Linked DNA regions of Mus musculus: region 1 is linked to region 2. A link is a loop called in an ENCODE intact Hi-C map of the cell type or tissue named here. Cell type or tissue: left cerebral cortex. All regions are shown on one strand. Links, peaks and the distances in the headings refer to the core of each region. The heading gives the core; the rest is flanking DNA.

Region 1 (9,951 bases), core at 3,805-7,804, 150 kb before region 2:
AAGAGAGTTGTGAGTGCCTCTCTCACTCTGACCCCTGCCATGACGGTAGAATTCAGAGCAGCCATTGCAATGCTGTACTGTGGTTTCAATTTGGAATGTTTCACAAAGAGACATGGGTCAAAGGCTTGGTTCCCAGGCCGTAGAGTTGCCAAGAGGTGGAACAACTTTAAAAGATAGGTCAAAGTGGGAGAAAGCCCTCCAGAGGTGAGTTTCAGGTAGAGACATTGAGACCTTGGCCCCTTTTGCTTCCTGGCCACTATCAAGTGAGCAGTTCCCTCTTCCATAGATTCCACCACGATTCATGTCACAGCAGGCACCCAAACAATGGATCAACTCGTCAGGGATTTAACCTTTCCTAAGTATAAGTTTACTCCCTCGGGGACTTTGCCACACAGAGGGCAAATTAACACAAGGAGCAATGCATTTGACGTTTCAAGATGGTAGTACTGACACTTGTCTGGAATCTATCATCTTAGTGAACCATCATAATAATGCTAACATCTGCCTCTCATTTACACAGACGCGGAAAGCACTGAGCTCTCTCACTGAGAATCTCACTGCTGGTAAATAGCAAGTGTGTCTACTAGAACACCAGCTCTAGTAGTGTGATTGATTCCCTTCCACCAGATTTCCTGAAAGTAGAGTCTGCAGACCTGTAGCCCCGCTTGCTCTCACCCCCTCTTTCAGGCCTTTGGGTTTCTACTGGTACTTGTAATCGAAGGCATGGATTGGTTGCTCCCTCTGTTGGGAGCTCTGGGGCTTCTGTGTGAGCACATCCCATAAGTCAGGGCATCACTGGTGGAGTAGAGCCTTGGTCCTCACAGGGACATGGAAATGGTGCACACATAGACTGTAGGGTAAACTCAGAGGGGACTGGGAGGGCTGAGGAGAGAACGTTGCTGGTAGAGTTGGGCCAGGTCAGGGCCACAGCTGCTCCTGTAGCTGGGGAAGAAGCTGGGGCCTGGCCTATTGAGATGAGCGAGGAAGATCATCCTCGTTTCTTGGTGTTCTCAAAGGCTCAGACATACCCGCATTGATTGGAAGTCAGATCGTGAGCTCTGGAAGAGGAGCGAGACTTTTCTTGCTGAGCCACCTGCTTGGGTTTTAGAACAGTGTGCACTTTCTGCATGCTCTAGATCTTCTCAATGCCCCCCAAAAGGCTGGCCTGTGACAGAGGCGAATACTGCCCCAACAGAGCTAATGGCCCCCAATCACAGGAAGAAACAACAGCTGCTATGTGAGGAGGCCCTACAAAATGCACTGGGCATTTTGCATACATTACCTCATTTAATCACAAAACATTGTGCGTTTGGGATTGTGACAACTCTGAGACAAATGAAAGCACTGAATTGTGAAGGCTGGAAGGGTTTTGCAGAACATGAACTGGGTGGAGATTTGAGAGCTGGACCAATATTTCCAGCCTCCATCCTGACTCCAAGCTCAGGGAACGCTGTGAGGAAATGAAGAGCAAGCAGGGTGTATGATGGAGCAGCAGCTTGTGCCTGGCCTCCACCACATGGAAAGGTCAAAGGACAAGAGTTCCCCTTCCAGGCTGCAGAAACAACTCAGTCGGTAAATTGCTTATCATGCAACCATAAAAACCCCAGTTCAATGCTCATAACCTGCATTAAAAAACAAATAAACAAGCAAACTGGATGTAGTAACCTGTTTCAAATTCCAGCATGGCAGAGGCAAAGACTGGTGATCTCTGGGGATCACCAGGCCTATGAGAAACCTTGTCTCAGTAAGCAAGATGACTGACAGCTGAAGAAGGACACCTGAGGTTGACTCTTGGCCTTCATATGCACATACGTGCACACTCCCAGCCAGCCCCTCAAGTTCTCATTCCCTATTTGAAGACTTGTAGGTGTTTTTGATTTGAAAGCAATGAGAAAAATGGAAGCAGGGAGTTGATAAGTTGAAGTTTGAAATATGTTTCCACGTTTATAATTGTATCAGTATCTGCTCCCCACGCCACAAAGCTCCCACTCTCTCCCCGCCCCCTGTTTCCTCTTTTCTAAGTAAATACATTTAGCAGTATTAAGGCATGGTCTCTCCTCCCATTCTATTTCCTGAAGGAGATGGCTTTTACCCCAATTTGGGTGTTTTGTGCTAAATGTAATTATTTCAGCTATACTGATTATAAGTAGCAGTTCAAAGCTTAAGAATGAATAATTAACAAAAGTTTTGTTAGAAAAGACGAGACTGTAATAGACAACTATAAAAAGCACTCTTTTTTTAGTCTTTCCCAAAATACAAATATTATTGCATAGCCCTTCTGGCATGTGTGTGTAGTGAGAACTCATTTTCAAACCTTGCTTCCTATGTGATTCAGCTCCAACTTCAACATTTCTGTAATCATTTATTTCATAAGAGCAAGGCGCACTCTTACGTGTCATCAGAAAGTAGGCAAGCAAGGCTCTACGCACAGTGCTTTAGCGTCTGGTCCTGTTCATGGTAAAGCTGATCTTATTATGATTATTTGATACCCAGTCAGGCCTGATCCTGACAGATTCCCCAAATCTCCATAGAGACTGTTCCAGTCCCAGGACTTGGCTTATAGGTAGAAGCGTGGCTCCTATAGGGTTTGTTCATCCTCCTCTTTGTCGTTTGATATAAGAAGCAGATGCCCAGGCACATGTCCAAGGAGCCAAACATATATGCATATTGCTGACCTGACAGGCCAGAGATTTGCGAGGAATCTGCCCAAGAGTGTGTGCTGAAACCACCAGACAGTCAATGTGGAATCTAGTTAGCAAGCAGGTTCCCAGGATGTGGGCTGCAGGAGAAGCCCGAGTTGAGTGTTTAGGTTAAAGGCAGAGGCTCTATGGGAACTCATGGAAAGGGCCTGGGATTTTGACTCAGAGAACTTTAGATAGGGAGAAGCTCAAAAGAAAGTGTGTGTTTTGAGTCTGAAGGGAAAGGAAGCCTCATGCTGATGGTTGTGGTGTTGACAGATCTCTGGGGAGGTGGAAATAGGAATGAGGTGACTCTGGAGATCCGCGAAAGCTTCATTTTACAGGGGTTAGCCACGGGTAGTAGCTAGAAAGGATCCTGGCCCTCCACATGCATTCCTTTCTTTCTAGTGTGGAAACCCCATGAAGGTGCAGGGGCTGGAGTGACCCAGAGGAAATGAACTGGGGTACTGCCCTCTTTCTTGCCTCCTGAGTCTTAAATTCTCCCATCATAAGTAAGAGAGGACAGAGGGCCTTCTCTCTTTTTCTCCCCTTTTCATGGGGGGTCTTTACAGATCAGAAGATGTTTGCCCACAGCAAGGCTGACAGCTACTGTGTGACCAGACATCTGTGACTACTGAACACTTAAGGAACAGCTTTATGGTGAGTATCATATGGACAGCCCTGACCTAGATGAGTGTGAACCTGTGATGTGCCACTGCACACAGAATACATATAGGAATGGTGTACTGGCTGGTTTTGTGTCAACTTGACACAGCTGGAGTTATCACAGAGAAAGGAGCTTCAGTTGAAGAAATGCCTCCATGAGATCCAGCTGTAAGGCATTTTCTCAATTAGTGATCAAGGGGGAAGGGCCCCTTGTGGGTGGGACCATCTCTGGGCTGGTAGTCTTGGGTTCTATAAGAAAGCAAGCTAGTGAAGCAAGCCAGTAATGAACATCCCTCCACGGCCTCTGCATCAGCTCCTGCTTTCTGACTTGCTTGAGTTCCAGTCCTGACTTCCTTGGTGATGAACAGCAGTATGGAAGTGTAAGCTGAATAAACCCTTTCCTCCCCAGCTTGCTTCTAGGTCATGATGTTTGTGCAGGAATAGAAACCCCAACTAAGACAGAATGGTGTCTGGGATATTTTACAATTATCACATAACAAAGTAGAATTTGTCTTTTACAAGATGATCTGTCTCTCTGGGAACTACCATGACTCAGGGAACTATCATGGAACATTCATTTTGGGAGCATAAATTAAATTATAGTGCAAATTAAACATAGGGCATGCCATTCTTGAAACCAGACTGTAATCTATGAAGGATGGACAGGACAAAATACAATTATGCAAACACAAACCCTTTATCCACTGCTGAAGCCACATATTTCGAATAACAGTTTTATAGTCTCAAGAAACTTCCTTCTGTGTCCCAAGCTTGTGTTCACTGGTCTCTAAAGAAAGGTATTTCTTTTATTGTCTAAGTAATTCACCTTAGACATGCCCCCTGTGGATTTTCTTTTAGCTCAAAGCTTTTAGAATTGTGTGGATAGATGCCCGTTTGTCAAGATCTCATGATCAATATTTGAGATCACTGAGTTGAGTCACTCAGAGTTTTGAGAGGACTTGGCTCTACAGCAATAATGCTTCTTCCGGAAGAGTCAATATGTGCTCACCCACGGAAGCGTAAGTGTAGCCACGCATTCAAGGCCTATGGCGAGTCTAAAGTGTCCGGTAGCTGGAAAACTGTTATCACTACAGCTGTTCAGTCCCCCTTCCCCTGCTTCTTTCTCATTTCATCTTCCTCGTTCCCCCCTTCCTTCTTATCCTGCTGCATTTTCACATTTTCTCTCATCATGTGACAACTTTAATGGAACTAGTGGTCTGTGTGATGAACCAGTTCCTATCCTCTTGTCCCAGCTGTCTGATCTTGTCCTTGGAAGGAAGATATATGGTTATCTTACAAAATTAGCACATGGCTACTTATAATCTGTATGTTGCTGATAAAGGAAACAGCCAGGATGAAGCTGCTGAGGCAGGATTAAAGGAAGGAGAACGTACTTGTGCACTTGGAACCAGGCGTTAGACACTCTTCGGTGTAAAATGCACGCACCAACTCCATCTGCTTCTCTAGAAGATGGGGACATGATAGTGAAGTCTCAGAGGGACTTCATATGCCATGGCTAACAATTTTTAGCACTGACATTTATATAGAAGTGAATGCTATTGGAATTTCAAAGAAAAACCATCAGATGAAATCTATTTTTTGCTTTGAAAAACACACATAGAATGCAAACAGCACTAAGTCAGCTTAGATTGGTTGCCCCAGAGAATTCCTGCGGGGAGGGCCTTCAGCTCTTGCTATGTAGGTTAGCCAGGGCTCAGTGTCACATTCAGCTAGGCAAATGCTGTGCTTTAAGAACCTGATTTTAGAGTATTTCAATACAAGAATAATTTTCCCTCTCCCTTTTCTTCCATCTTTTCCTTCTCTCCCACTTTTTTTTTCTGTTGTGGTGCGCGTGCATGCGTGCGTGCGTGCGTGTGTGTGTGTGTGTGTGTTTGATGTGTAGACTGTGTAGGAGACTGTTGCTGTCTTGCTTTATTGCTCTCTGCCCTACGTTCTTGAGACAGAATCTCTGACTGAACCTGGAACTCATAGTTTCAGACAGGGCTGTCTGTCTTGAAACCCCAGCAATCCTCTTGTCTCTGGCCCTGCCATCAGGACTGATGCTAACAGGCACAACTTGGTTGCTGGGGATGGAACTCAGGTCCTCATGTTTATACAGTGAACTTTCCTCTCTCCTGACCCCTCTCCTCATGGTGAGGGTGTGGTTAGTGAGTGGCAAGAGCTGAGCTGTTGCATCTCAAGGGCCATTTGCTGACTGCGTCTTTTAGGGTCTCTTCTCCACAACACAGGCAGGGGATTTAGAATGCTGTGTTCTGTAAGGAGAGGCAACATGATAGATTGTAGGCTCCCATGATGTGTTAGTATGACGTCCACACTTTGGACATACTCACCTATTTATTAAGAGTTTAAGTTTAAAATAGAACATTAAGGGAAGTTGATATTTTAGATGGTGATGTGAAATTAGTTCACGGAAAATCAATACTAAATAAAAACTAAAACGCAGTGTTAAATTATGTCAGCTAGTTTAATTGGTTCTGTGTTTCTGAACAGTTAATGTAGGGTTTTATTTTTCTCGTTATATCTGCACAGAATTATCTAGAAGATTAGGTGAGATTATGAACATGAAAACATTCTGTGAAGTCAAAGGCTTACTGGCCAGGAGACAGGGAGGCACCAGAACATTTTCCGAGAGGCTTCTATGTTTGGATTGCAAGTTGGTCTGAGCAGATGGTGTCTAAGCTTCCTTTCAACCAGGAGCCCCATGAGGCAAGATCTTCCTTGGGTGAACCCTCCAATGAGCTGCACCTACACGCAAACCTTTCAAAAGGAGGCCCCTAGTTTATGTGAGTGATCTGGCCCTAAATGTTTTTATCATTAGAATAATGTTAGGCTAATTTCCCCCAGAGGGCTACCCTTAAAGAGAACAGATTTCTCCATCTATCTTGGCAGTTCCCCCCCCTTCTTCTTCCCTCCCCTCCCCTCCCCTCCCCTCCTCCACTCCTCATCCCTGGATCTCTCTCTTCCACCCATTCTTTGCCTTGCCCTCTATGTTCTCTCTCCTTCTTTCTCCTGCTTTTGTTTCTTAGGTTTAGAATGGCTTGCTCTTGCTGAGAGTGTCTCTGTTTAGTGTTTTATGGCAGTGTTTTGACTTTCTTTAGATTGTTTTAGCACATCAAGTCTTTGTGCCAAATTATTTTGGGTATTGTTTTCAGGCTAATATTGTGAGTTGATGTAAGGATAAAAACTGCTTTAGAATGTAAGAAGGCTACATGTAACTATAATGGTGCTAACGCAACAAAATAACTACCGAGAGATTGTCAGCCATTCTCTATATATGCAGCACCGAACATATTATTATCACATAAAAGATAAAATAGTTCTTAACCGTGCTCAGGGACAGCATTACAATTTGTATTCACTCGCATTGATAACTTTGAAATTCTGTTTTATACATTTATTTGTTTTAAAAAAAAGAAAGCATAGATCTTTAACTGTATACAGTTTTACTACATTATTTAATAATTTCTGTTATATAATTTTAAATGTACATGATCTAAATTTGCACCAAATGTCAGTTGTATCACATTAGAAGTAACACTTGGGTGTGCTCTTAGCAGCATCTTTCCTTATTTTTATCTGATATTTCTGGAGCCTCAGTTCAGTCAAACTTTCTACTTTATAAAACTGAGAAGTACAACAGTACATAAGAAAGAAAAGAACACAAGCATTTGAGCAAACACTCCCAACTTCCTTTAAATATGCATTTCATGTGTGTCTAGCTAGCTATGAGCTAAGGTACAGCTACGTATAGAGTCCCTCCTCTCTCTCTCTCTCTCTCTCTCTCTCTCTCTCTCTCTCTCTCTCTCACTAGTTTCTACTGTAATATTTCCACTTTTAAAGAAGATGCTGTAGAATAAATATTTTGGATAACATGAGTGGAGTGGAAGACTCAATTTGTAGTCAATGTCCATTACTTCTCTAAAATGTCAACAAGACACATAGACTTGTGCAGTTAACAATTTCTTCTCAGAGAAAAGAAAAGAGACCTGAGCATTTCTCACAGGATTTGGTATTAAATGGGGTCATTTGGGTGACCTTGCTCCACAGCTATGCAAATTCAAGGTAAGTGTTACTACTGTCAAAGCACACCTTTGAACACTGCCCAAATCATTATAAAGGAAGAGGAAATTGTTCTTAAAATATCATGATTATTAACATGCTCATTATTAGCAAGTCAATTTATAAACTAGCCCTTTGGATCATCAGGAATGGTGTCCATGGGTCTGACCAACTGTGGGTCAATAGTAGCCACTGAAAGAAACTATCCTACGTGCACATCCGTGTTTAATGCCAGTCCATCCACAGTAGCTAGGAAGTGGAATTGAGTCAGATGTTCATTATCTAAAGAATGGATTATGAAAATGCAGTTCATATATAATGAAGTATTAACCCAGGCATAAAGAATATAAAATGATAGAATTTGCAGTCAAATGGATGGATGGAACTGAACAAAATTATACTGTGTGAGATTACCAAGGCTACAAAAGATAAACACCATATGTCCATATGAGGGCCCTAGCTTCCAATATTTTTGTTTGTTTGTTTTTTCTGTGGAGTACACATGGAATCTGGGAGACTAGAAACAGATCATTGGTGTGTGTGTGTGTGTGTGTTGGGATACAGTAGGAATAGTATAACACAACTAAAATTAAAGTAGAGAAGAGAACACTGGCTGGTGACCAAAATGGTCAGGAAGGTAGTGGTGTGATGGGAAGAGGGAAAAGAAGAGTTAAAGGAGTCCTTAACCACAATGAAGTGTGTGCATGGAAGGGCTGCTTAGGAACATACTGTATTCAATCCAAGAATATGATTAGAGGAGACGGTACGCACGTGATGTGAAAGAACAGAGGGTGTATGCTGGGAAGTAATGGTTTAACTGGGGATAGAGATGGAGATGGCAGTAGAAGAGGGAGAGAGTAAAGGGTGGAGTAACCAAAACTAAGGGAGTATGGAAAAGCCTCATGAAACAACACTAGTTCATGAGCTAATAGAAAAAAATGAAATTGGATAGACATATACCACATTAGTGAACGATGCTAACTAATCTAAGAAGACATGGGTGATTTGTGTGAGAAATATTAAAAAAGAATGACAAGTTCCCACCCTTGAGCCAGCAACTCTCTGCCTTGGCGGTCTGGCTGGGCTGTTCTTATCTCATAGAGACTCTTTGGCCTGGAGCTCCTGAAACGTCTCCACTCAGCTCACTAGGTTTCCACTGTTGGGTGGCTACCATGACAGCCCGAGCTTCCTTTGTGGTGCACATCAGGCAAACCCGCACTTTGCCACCTTACCTTTCTCTCTTGAACCCAGAAGAGCCGATGCATGAAAGAAAATGCAGCACAAACTTAGTTCAGAAACAATTGCTGACACAACAACTAAAATCCTAATTTAATCCTTATTAAATCTAAATCCTCCAGTGGTGAAATCCTGATGGATCCGCCATTGAAACTGGGAGACACTCGCAATTACATCCTGTCCTCACGTGATCCCCATACAAAAGGACCTGACTCTTTCCTGCTTCCTCTCTTCCCCTCTACAACCCAGAAGTCCCGCCTACTCTCCCAGTGACTGGCTCCTTTAGTCCTTAATCCTTTAATCATTTAACCATTTAGGGGGTTGGTTCACAAGAAGTCACCTGAGTATGACTCACTCCTCGTCTGCAGCCCCTCCCAGGAGAGTAGAATTAGCATCAACATACAAACAACACCAGGCCCATCCACAACAGTGATAAAATGAAAATCACAGTGCCGTGCATGGGATACCCTTCCACAAGTTATTGGTTAGGGAGGTCCCCAACGCATACAAAACAGTATGGGCTATTGACGTTGTTCTTGGTTGCCTACCATAACTGAATGCTAAGACCTTATTCTTTACGACACCACACAATTTGGTTGTAAAAAAAAATGGAGAAATTCTTGAAATGACCAAGAAACTGTCCCTGCTGGGTAACATTTATAGTTCTAGAGGACTCTAGGCAAAGATACAGAGGACAGGAGCAGAGCTGTGTCATGCAGGAGCAGGGCTGAGACAAGCTGGAACATGGCTGTGACATGCTGGAGCAGGGCTGTGATATACTGGAGCAGGGTTGTGACATGCTGGAGCAGGGCTGTGACATGCTGTCTTCTAGGTCCAACATGAGCACACAGTAGCTTTACCTGCCTAAGACCCACACAAGATCACGTTCCTTTACAATGCCAGCAGGGAGGGGAGAGAGGCTCTGCAGGCCTCAGTCCTAGCTAGCTAAGAGCTATGGATAGCTGATAGCTGCAGGAGGAGGGAGAGTCACTTTTCTTTGAGATGTGTGTGTGTGTGTGTGTGTGTGTGTGTGTGTGTGTGTGTGTGTTTCCCATGCCCCAGTGCATAATGATAGCACCAACTGGAGTCAGGGAGTGAAAATAAGTAAAGTTTTTGAAAAGAGAAAGATCGACCTTTATTACCACTATCCCTAGAGCAATGCAGAATGACAGTGACTTACACAGCATTACATTGTACCAAGCGTCAGCAGTACCCTGCAGGTGATTGACAGCACACAGAAGGATGTGCACAGCTCATGTGGAAATTCACTGCATTTTACATATTGTCGTAT
Region 2 (9,951 bases), core at 2,760-6,759:
CCATAGGAGCACTTTTAACCGAGATCTGAAACAGTGAGAATCAGAACCAAGACAGGCTTTTCTAGGAAAAGTGTATGTTGGAGGCAAAGGCTATGAGATCTGAGTGTGGGGTGGGTTTGCTGACTCATCCAATTGGGAATGGTGAAAGAAGTGCCCAACTTGTGACCACTGCAAGATTTTATCTGTAACCTGAAGGCAGATGGGTAGACAGTGGAGGGCTTTTGAACTGAAATCCTAATTCAGTTTCAATTCTGATACAATGCTGGATTTGGGGTACAGAGTTGAATGGGAACAGAAGGAAGCAGAAGAAGTGATCAATTGTGAAAAAAAAATCCATTTATTTGGGGGATTGGTGAAAGGCCCCAGAAGGAACAGTAACAGTATTGATCTATACTGAAGGTACAGTCAGTGAGGACAGACATCACTATGGCCTGCGAAAGAATAGGTGGCTTCAAAGAAATCCTCCAGTATTTTCCTCTGAGAAAGGGGATAACAAAGTCAGTCTACCAGTGACACTGGAAAGGATAGCAAGTGAAAATCCAGAAATTGATTTTGAACATAGTAGGAATGAGATAGTTGCCAGATGTTTAGCCAACTGCTCTGTAGGAATTTAGCTACGTCAGGAGGGAGTCTAGGGATGAGAATCTGGGATCTGTATGTATATGGATAGTCTTGAAGAGCTCGAGGTAGGATCTCACATATTTGGAGCTTAAACATAGATAAAGAAGAGATTTGAAGCTGATCCATGCCAACACTGCAACATTTTAAGATTAGCAGAGACTAGGAAAAGGAATTTGAATACGGTCTCCATTTACAGAAGCAAGGAAAAGGGCTAGGGTGATAGGTCAGGGTTTCAGTGCTTGATGCTCTTATAGAGGACCTGCCCTGACTGTGTTCCCAGAACTCACTTCAAGCAAGTCATGACTGCCTGTCTCTCCAGGTACAGGGATGTCTCATGCCTCTGGTCTCTGTGGCACCTGTACTCATGCCTCAGACCCACACACCGACATAGACGCATGATTAAATTAGTAAAAAAAGAAACAAACCTTGAAAAACAAAAAGAAATAGAAAATTTACACATACGCACACACACACACACTTCACTGAGGCAGCATTTGAGAGAGGATAATGCTGAGCTCCTTAAGGTAAAGTAAGAAGAACCCAAGGAGCCTTGGGGGAGAAGCTTAACCTGCTCCAAGTCTTGCTTGTGGGAACAAATGACTGGAATTTTAGATGAAGACATCCTCTGCACTGTGAGGTGAGCTAAGAGGGGGGCTGGCAGTGAGGATAGAAAAGGAGATGGGGTGGACTTTATGACACGTGTCTCAGGACTATTACGATAACACTTCTCTCAAACATCTTAGCAAGTGTACAGCTTACAGCCGTGACAGGAAATGGCTGCTGAGAGTTTGGTGCACATTTTCCTGTTTGTTTGTTTGTTTGTTTGTTTGTTTTAATACGCACATGTGTTCTTAAAAAGCAAGCAAGCAAGCAAACAAACAAACAAAAAACCCAGAGTTATATTGTATATCTATAATTGCAAGTTGAGCTATATTGCACAATCACACACGGTCCTGTAATCAACTCGATATTGCACATATATTATTGTGGCCGACTTTCTACTTGTTTCTATAGGGGGACTTGGAGAGTTGGGGGGGGGGAGATTTCTTTCCAAGAGGAGAGAGATGAAGGAAGAGAAGGTTGTGTCAGGGTGAGAAATGTCACATCTAGTAGATACATGCAGAGTGACAGTGGCACGTGTAGAAGAGAGGGACAGAAAGCAAGTACCTCTGTGAGTCCGGGAGCCTTGGTACCAGGAGGAGGACATAAGAAGACTGACAGACATCCTGTTTACTTTTTATATCAGGGAGGATTCAGGCACATTTCCTGTGAGGCTGGAGCAGGCTTTGTTTTCATTACTAGATGGAGCAGAAACTGAAGGAGAAAGATGATGTGGGGAGGGAAGGCTCTGGCTGGTCCTAGCAACCGAAATGGGCAATGGTGTTCATTTGCCACACAAAGTGGATTGTTTGTCCAAATTTCTCAGCCCAACTTTCCTCAGAGCTGACTAAAGACACCCAAGTAATCCTGTTTCATCCGGTTTTTCTTTTTTTGGGGGTGGGGGTGGGGGTGGGGAAGGGGGCATTGCAATCCAGACTGACATACACCAGCCAGATTTAATAGAAGAATTTTTCCCTATAAATCTGTGAACAGTGTGGAAATCAGTTTTAGTTTATCGGTGAAGTGTCAGAGCCTAACTACGAGAAAATCACCCTTCAGCTGTTGTTTTCCTGCCATCAGTTCCCCCTTGAAGAAATACTTGATGCAGTCAGATTCAGGTGAAATTGCTCAGACTAGAGCCAGGAAAAGTCTTTTTGAAATCAAGGAAAACAATAACACTCACTCGCTAACTTCAGCCGACAGATCTTGTGTTTAGGAAGTCCAAGCTCTGTCTTTTTTTATTATGGAGTCTTCACTGGTGACTTCAACTGGCTAGGGATGGGGATTACAAGGTCAAGGTCATGCTCTCCACGGGCCACGAGGAAGCACAGACTATGTCGTAACCATCAATCTTACCAGAATATACAGTTACTCATACCCATGTGCTCCATGTCACCCAAAGACCAACTAAGACTGGGTCCCAGTCTCACTAAAGGCTGTCATTCTGCTATGAGGAACACCCAGCCAACTTCAAGCCTAGAGGTCTCTCAACCAAAGGAAAATGACCTCGAGTTTGTGTGTAAATGGCAGTGTGTACACAGGAGCTCAAAAAGACCAGAATCTCACTTAACCCTAATTCCAGCATTTAACTGAAAACTAACATTGTCCTCAACACTTATTTATACCGTGTTATGTGGATGGTGTAGACCAGTGGAGAATGTTACATTCTTTATAAATATGATCATTGAAGCGCTTTTGGTGTTCATTATAGCTAAATGCATGCATCGAAATGCAGAGGTTTTTCTGTTTGTTTGCTTGTTTGTTTGTTTTTGTTTGTTTGTTTGGTTTTCAAAATAGAAAGCGTTATCCTTACAGCTTTGAGTCTGTGAGGTCCACAGGGGAGAGAACGCACCCGCCACGGAGGGACACATTCACTTTGTCCCTGCCACTTCACACTGAGGGTCACAAGCAATGACAGTACTGGCACCGGGGATCAAATTGCAGAAACATTGGTTTTGGATCATTGTACTTTTGCCTCTGAAATCTCCGCGGGTGGTTCCTACCTTCCCTCTCTAGTAGAGCTGTACAGAGCCCATCTGAAGTGCAAGGAGATGTATGCAGTTCCTTGCCAGTGCTAATCATTGCCCCCTCCTCCCGGACTGTGGAACCCAACCGCTCCTCTTATCTTCAAGGAAGATTAAGCTTTCGAGCTATTCATTAACAAAATAAAAGGTCAAGTCCTTAACCTCTAAAGAATTCCCGTTTCCATCTGCAGCCCAGCAGTTGCTCAAAGGCAAGAACACGAACAGAGAGAAAGCCCCTTCTTTACTCTCAAACTCCCGGTCTGTTTTTAGCAAAGCCATTAATAGGAACAGAATGGTGTGGACCAGCCTTTCAATATGCAAGATGGACAGAGGTAACCAGATTTCTCTTATAGTAGATTATAGGGGGAAATCCATCACTATCTTCTGAAATACCCTCTGACCACCAAAACACACTGACTCCAGGAATATATATTTACCTAACAGGTTTCAAGTTCAGCACGGCTTCCTCCTCTATTTTTCTTGGCTCTCTCTGCCTCCCACCTGCCAAAGTCTTCTCTCAGTGCCCCCTCCCCAGCCTATCAGGCACCACTGGTAAGAAAAGAACTGTTTTCTCCATGACCTCTAAGCCTTCTACTCCACCGAAAGCAACGTGGAGTGCACACTCAGCAGGCTGCGATCGAGCCCGGAGCCAACCTGTCCATGAGGCTTTCCAGACATAAAACCTCACACTGCCCAGTGTGTCTTGTGTTTTGGTCAGCGTGGAGCCCCAAGTCAACCAAGCCTCTCTGTAGCACCTGGCTGCAATCCCTGACCGACCACAGGCACCCCAGCGCTGAGCCCAGCGACAACAAAAAGCTCCAAACAGCAACAGATTCCTTTGTTTTACATGCAAATCCTACCTTCAGGAGTTGTCACATCTTCCTCAAAAGCCACGCTTAATTTTTAATGACAGTGATCCCGTGTAGTCCTCCACACAGCCACCGGTCCTCATCTTTACCTTTCCTGCTGGCTGTCTTTGTGGACCATTGATGTCACACCCTCGCTAACTCATAGCTTTACTCCTCGCTCAAAATGTCTGCAAGAGTTTGGAAGGACAATAGGAGTGACAGGCACGCTAGACAGCCATGCTTAAGATTAGTTCTCCGAAGCTCTGTGGAAGCCGGTCCAGACTGTTTTTAAAAGCGTGCAGGAGGTAGGATTTATTAGCCTATGACAGGCACGCTGCTTCTGTTTTTATTAAATACTGTAATAGGCTGTCTGTTAGCATCGCTGTGATAGGTCCAGCATTTCTTCCCCACTGCTTTCGAATTTTCATACTGAAAAGGGAGCGGAGCCTGATCTGACTTCCCTCCTAGCTCTGCGGCCACCCTACCTACTAGATTAGATTTCCAAATCCTCTAACTTCGGAAGAAAGAACTCCTCCTGTAAATAAGCTCTCTCTAGGAGGGTGAACTTGGGAGTAAACACCCTTGGAATCCCCAAGTGATCCTGTTAGTCCCAGCAAGGGACTCTTGCTTTCCCAAGTTAGAAAAAGACATTATTTCCAGAGCTAGGCGAGAGGATCCTTTCACACAGGGAAAGTTGTGATGGGTAACTGAGGATGCCTTATGGCATGTACTCACCTGAAGTCTCAAATGTTGTATCAGACGGACAGCATGCATCAGAAAACAGATGAACTCATTAGGGCATGTCGGCTGCACAGTTCTTTGCTCCATGCAAAGGTCACCATTTTTCCTGCATCACTGCTCTCTCCATGGAAAGAATGGAAGGTGGGTAGAGGAGCTTGGGATGGGTGCCCTGCCTTGGTGTGGTCCTTTACACAGTAGTGACATAGAAACACTGGCCAGAGAGGAGGCTGTTCTGTGTGTGCAAACACACATCACTCTGAAAAGTGTTTTTCCGGACAGGAATGCAAAAACAAAGTTCTTGCCAGAGAATGTTTTAATGCTCCAACTACCCAGGTTTAGTCTTTTTTTTTTAACTCGGTTTTCCTTTCTCTTCTCTTGCTACCTCAGAACCATAGTTATATAGTAGTTACTATGGAAACTGAGTGGTCGGCACTAAGGGAGGGGCTTAGAGACCAGCAGATGCAATATGGACAGGAGTGTTCTATGTTGGACTATGGAACAGAAATTGAATAGTGGTAATGAACATCTTACAGCCACTGCCAGTGACCCTCTGGAAGACCATCTCAGGGGCATGATTCTAAGTTGCCACTGTTTAATTGTGGGCATTTTTGCTGTTTGGGAGTACGACATTGAGCAGACCCACATCCTCTTCCACATAATAACTGAATATCAGAATTGCTCTCATATCGGTCCAAAGATTTTGCTTTCATTCCTTTCTTTCTTTCTCATGTTCCTGGCTGCTGGTTTGAATATACCCTGATTATATTTGAATTTTAGCTGTTATTTGATTGGTTACAGTTTTTTCTTGGGAATAAAATGTGATTCAGTAGGAAAAAAAGACTCTCTTTGTATCACAAACCATAATCATACTTCATTCTGAGTGAGTGTCCTTACATCATTTCCTTAGAGCTAACCCTGGGCCTGAATATGAAGTTTGAATTTTGAAAGATAACCCTGGACCCACTGGATTGATACAACAGAAAGAAGAGTTTCTTCTTGTTTTTAGCTCCTCAAATAGAAAAGAAACTTTTTTTTCTTTTTTTTTTTTAAAAGAAGTTTTGCTCATCACTTGGTCATCTAAGAGAAACCATTTCAGAAATAGTTAAATATTCATAATTGTAAAGAGAGCAGAAGAAGTGCTGATTACTGTCATCAGTATCTTAATTTCATGGTAATTGGAGCAATTCACACAACTGTTGACACAAAACAAGGCTCTCATCTCCAAGGGAATAAGAGAATATTCGGGAATCAAATTTGATGGCCAAAGCCCAGGAAACATAGAACTACATTCCCATGGTTTCCCCTTGTCCACATGGAAGCAGTGGAAGCCGGTTTCTTAGAGTTCAAACAATGACAGCTGTAAGTCAAGGGGTTTTAAGAACACTGGTGGGTACATCAAAGAGACAGTCTCAGCAAGATGCAGGAGTCTCATCTGAGGCCTCAGACTCTATATTGCTCTGTTCTTAGCTTTTGGGTTGGTAGGAGTCAGCAGTCTGTTAAGTTGCTAAATTGCAAAGGGGTTGTATCTGTTACTCACAGGATGTTAGTTCCCAAAGAGGTGGGCAAGGAGTAGTTACTTAGAGGTCTAAAGCTAGGCCAAGATAAAGATAAAGTGTAAAGCCAGACTCTGTAACATCCTAACCTGTCGCTGTGACTGAAATTCTTAGTCCATCAGTGTTTGTGGACACAGCTTCCTTCCAGGGGCTCTTGTTCACACTCCAAGGTGTGAGTACAAACGTTCAAAAATGAAATTGTTGGGAGGGAATTCTTTAGGGTTTTATGGAAATCTTCTTTTTTTTTTTTAATGGACAAGCATATCACCCAACATTTGTTTATGGGAGAAGGATTATTTCAGTAAAAGAATAAAGATTTCTTTTTGAATGATTGGAAAAGCAGCGTCATAAATTCTGTAGTTCATCTATTTTTCTAGATGAGAAGCTAAACACCATTGTAAGCAACGTGTTCATGGTTTGGAAGGGGACAGAGGAAGACACCAGAAAAGAAAAAGGAAAGAGGGGAGGCCCCAAAAGCATCCTCACCAAAAGGTAATTCCCACTGCATCCCCCCAGTTCTTCTGACAACTCAGCTGTTGCTCTGCTGTGCCCAGCCATGGGTTCCCTGGAGGCTGGCGCGGGTGGAGGCTGGCGCGGGTGGAGGCTGGCGCGGGTGGAGGCTGGCGCGGGCAGGGGGGTTAGAGATGCTTCAGTACAGATGTGGGTTGTCTGGATCTTTCTGAGAGGTGAGAAGAATTCTCTACCTGTGATGTCAGGGTCAGATTCTGTTATTTGTTTTTGTTTGTTTGTTTGTTTGTTTGTTTGTGGTGAGAAAGGAGGATCATGATTGAGAGAAGAAGGAAGGAAAGGAAAGGGGAGGAAAAGGAAGGGGAGGGGAGGGAGAAGCAGAGAGGAATGGAGAGAGTGGAGGAGGATAGAGGAGGGGAGAGCTTGGAGAAAGAGAGGGGAAAGAGTGGAGGGAGGGAGGGGGGAGGGAAAGAGATCTAAGAGGAAGATGGAGAGGGAGGAAGATCTCCAGCCTCCACAGTAGTAGAAGAGGGCACAGGCTTGGGAGTAAACAAGCAGGCCTGAGTTTGAGACCTTTGTACTGTTTGAGCATCTGGTGTTGAAATGAAAAAACCAGAGTGGCCCTCGCAAGTTGGCAAGGATGCGACACAGGGCGAGTCTGGGAAAAAATAAAGTTCATTACAAACAAAACTCCTCCAATAAACTATGGTTGTAACTAAACAAGAAGAGAGATGATGGGTAAATAGGAAGAATGGGCAGCCTTAGGAACCAAGGGTAAAAAGATTTAGGAGGAGTGGAAGGCAGGCAGGGAAAAGGGGCCGAGAGCATCACTCCCCCTCAGTCCTACATAACAGTCTCCCTTTGTTTCTTTTTTATTTTCTGGATCTCAGCTCCATGACTCTTTCTTTAGGAGTCAGATCACAAGGTACCCGTCAGGACCACTGCTCCCAATGGAGAGGAAGCTGTGGCACAGATGTTGAAAGCCTGCTCTTCCATTCATGAAAGGAGCTGATGTGAGGAAAGCGTTTGGTCTTGCCCAGCATAACTTCTCAGTCCAGAGGAGGAAGTGTGGACCTGCAGAAGGCAGGCAAGGCTTACTCCAGGGTGGAAGAATGTGCAAAGCCTCTGCAACTTGGTAGCATCTCCCTAGCATCTGCTCTCCCTGTGTACAGGAGAAAACTTGTTCTCAAAGAAATGTGTGTGTGTGTGTGTGTGTGTGTGTGTGTGTGTGTGCGCGCACGCATGTGTGTTAACAAACACTGAATGGGAAAGGTGAGTTGAGGGGGGTCTGAGCTGTGAGTTTGCAGCCTCCCTGTGCAGGCGGTGAGTAGATGGTATAATGAATGAGATCATCCATTCATTGTGAGTCATCGCTGTTAAAATGAAAATTTGATAGAAATATAACTTGAAGGTGTAGCTATTGGCTACAGATCCGAGCAATAATGATAATGTGCAGTGTATAATTCACACTCTGAATAGTGCAGCCTGAGCATTTGCTCTGCTCTATTTTTCTAGGAATAACTGAGTTTAGAAGCAGCTTCCTTCCTGTTATCCTGTGAACTCAGAGGCTGACTCATTCCGCAGTGAGCGCCCTTCCACTTCGAGTGCATACAAAAGTAATTCTCCAGCGCAGACTGACATGTGTGACCCTTGGAATGAAGGAGAATGGTGTGAATTCAATGAGTCCATAATTCCTTAAGAGATTACATGAGTATACTAAATTCATCTATTTTTTCTCAAGATCGAGCTCCTTATATGGCCCAGTCTAGCCTCAAACCCAGGACAAACCCCCTGCTGTAGCCTCCTGAGTATGAGGATTTTAGGTGTGCGCCATCCTGCCTTCTCTCCTACAGTTTTCAATCTTCAGAACAAAATTGATTTGAGGCAAGACATAGCTCTCTCTCTCTCCCCCTCCCCCCTCTCTGTGCACATGTGTTTGTGCAGGCATATGCATGTTTCATATGTAGAGATGCTTAGAGAGGCCAGAAGACAACTTTGAACGTTGTTCCCCAGGCACCATGTACATTATCTCTGGAGACAGCATCTCTCACTGGCCTGGAACTCATGAAGGAGACTAGGCTACTGGTTAAACAGCTCCAAGGGTTCTCCCCAGTGCTGGGATTATAAGCAACCACTTCCATGACAGTTTTGTTTGTTCTTTTAATGTTTAGCTTTTTAACACGAGTTCTGGGAATAGAACCCAGGTTCTTAGGTTTGTATGGCAAATGCTTTACTGACTGAGCCATCTGCCCAGAGGGGCAAATATTAATTGCTCTATCTCTATTGATAGAAACTGAAAAGAGAGGTTAAAGTAGCTTCCTAAAGACCAGGCAGCATGTATGTCCATCTTCCAACTTATAGCCCGGTGTTCTTTGCATTAAATGAAACTAGCTTCCAACACGGTGACCAGATATACTTCTACTTTGATACCCAGGTATGTAAGCACCAAAGGATAGTTCTTGAAAAGAATTTATAAATAGAAAAATAAAAGAGAAAGTCATGGGCTAAGTGAAAACATTTGCAGAAGCTACAGCTCGTGTAGGATTGTATCTGACCCAGACAAGGAACTTTCAATGCCCAGCAAGAAGGAATCGACCCAGTTAAAACCACACCCCAAATCTACTTTAGAACTCCCTAATGAAAACATGCAAGTGCAAAACAAGCAGGTGAAAAGCTGTTGCATGCCATAGTCACAGGGAAATGCAGACTAAAGCACCTGGCTGCTACTAGGCTTTAGTCAGAATTAGTCAGGGAACACCAGGTAGCAACAGTGACTTTTTGTTCACTGTGGTAAGGGTATACTTGGTACAACCCTAGGATGTTGATTGTGTGCATGGTACAGCATGTTGGAGGTTGATTTGGTGAGGTCTGGTGAGGGTGCACATTGATTTGGTAGTCTCATGTATAAACTAAGACTCAGCAAGCAGCACAGTGCTGACTTGGACTGCCCTCAGTGAACGTGTTGGAAGTCTGTTTTCCAGGGCAACACTGAAGAGACACACCATTAAGAGGAGACTCTCAGAGCTCAGAGACTTGAAGGGACTATGTTGCTGTGGTAGTAGGCTAGTAACGGCAGAAATAGTTTTATGATTAAAA

Evidence for each region. A loop is a pair of places that touch in the nucleus more often than their neighbours do. Peaks named below come from ENCODE experiments on the same cell type or tissue, not always from the same donor. Only the 100,000 strongest peaks of a DNase experiment are listed, where the experiment ranks them.
Region 1: it touches region 2 in a loop (1.9-fold over the local background); 2 of 42 quality-filtered maps call a loop at or near these places.

The regions. Positions count from the first base shown.
Region 1 is chr3:32,048,874-32,058,824 of GRCm38, reverse strand. The region is part of intron 2 of Kcnmb2 (potassium large conductance calcium-activated channel, subfamily M, beta member 2); the gene reads right to left. Among named protein-coding and RNA genes, the nearest start is that of Kcnmb2, 150 kb to the right of the region's middle. In left cerebral cortex, for the core only: no CTCF peak of the experiment used is centred there; DNase peaks (open chromatin) are centred at 4,829, 4,976 and 6,018.
Region 2 is chr3:31,897,080-31,907,030 of GRCm38, reverse strand. It overlaps Kcnmb2 (potassium large conductance calcium-activated channel, subfamily M, beta member 2), which reads right to left and starts at 4,328. Exons shown (of 6, transcript NM_028231.2): 1 at 4,106-4,328. Gm34031 (a long non-coding RNA gene) reads left to right here and starts at 4,857. Exons shown (of 3, transcript XR_389652.3): 1 at 4,857-4,975; 2 at 6,765-6,879; 3 at 7,746-8,204. In left cerebral cortex, for the core only: no CTCF peak of the experiment used is centred there; DNase peaks (open chromatin) are centred at 3,345, 3,905 and 4,304; H3K4me3 peaks cover 1,635 bases; H3K27ac peaks cover 913 bases.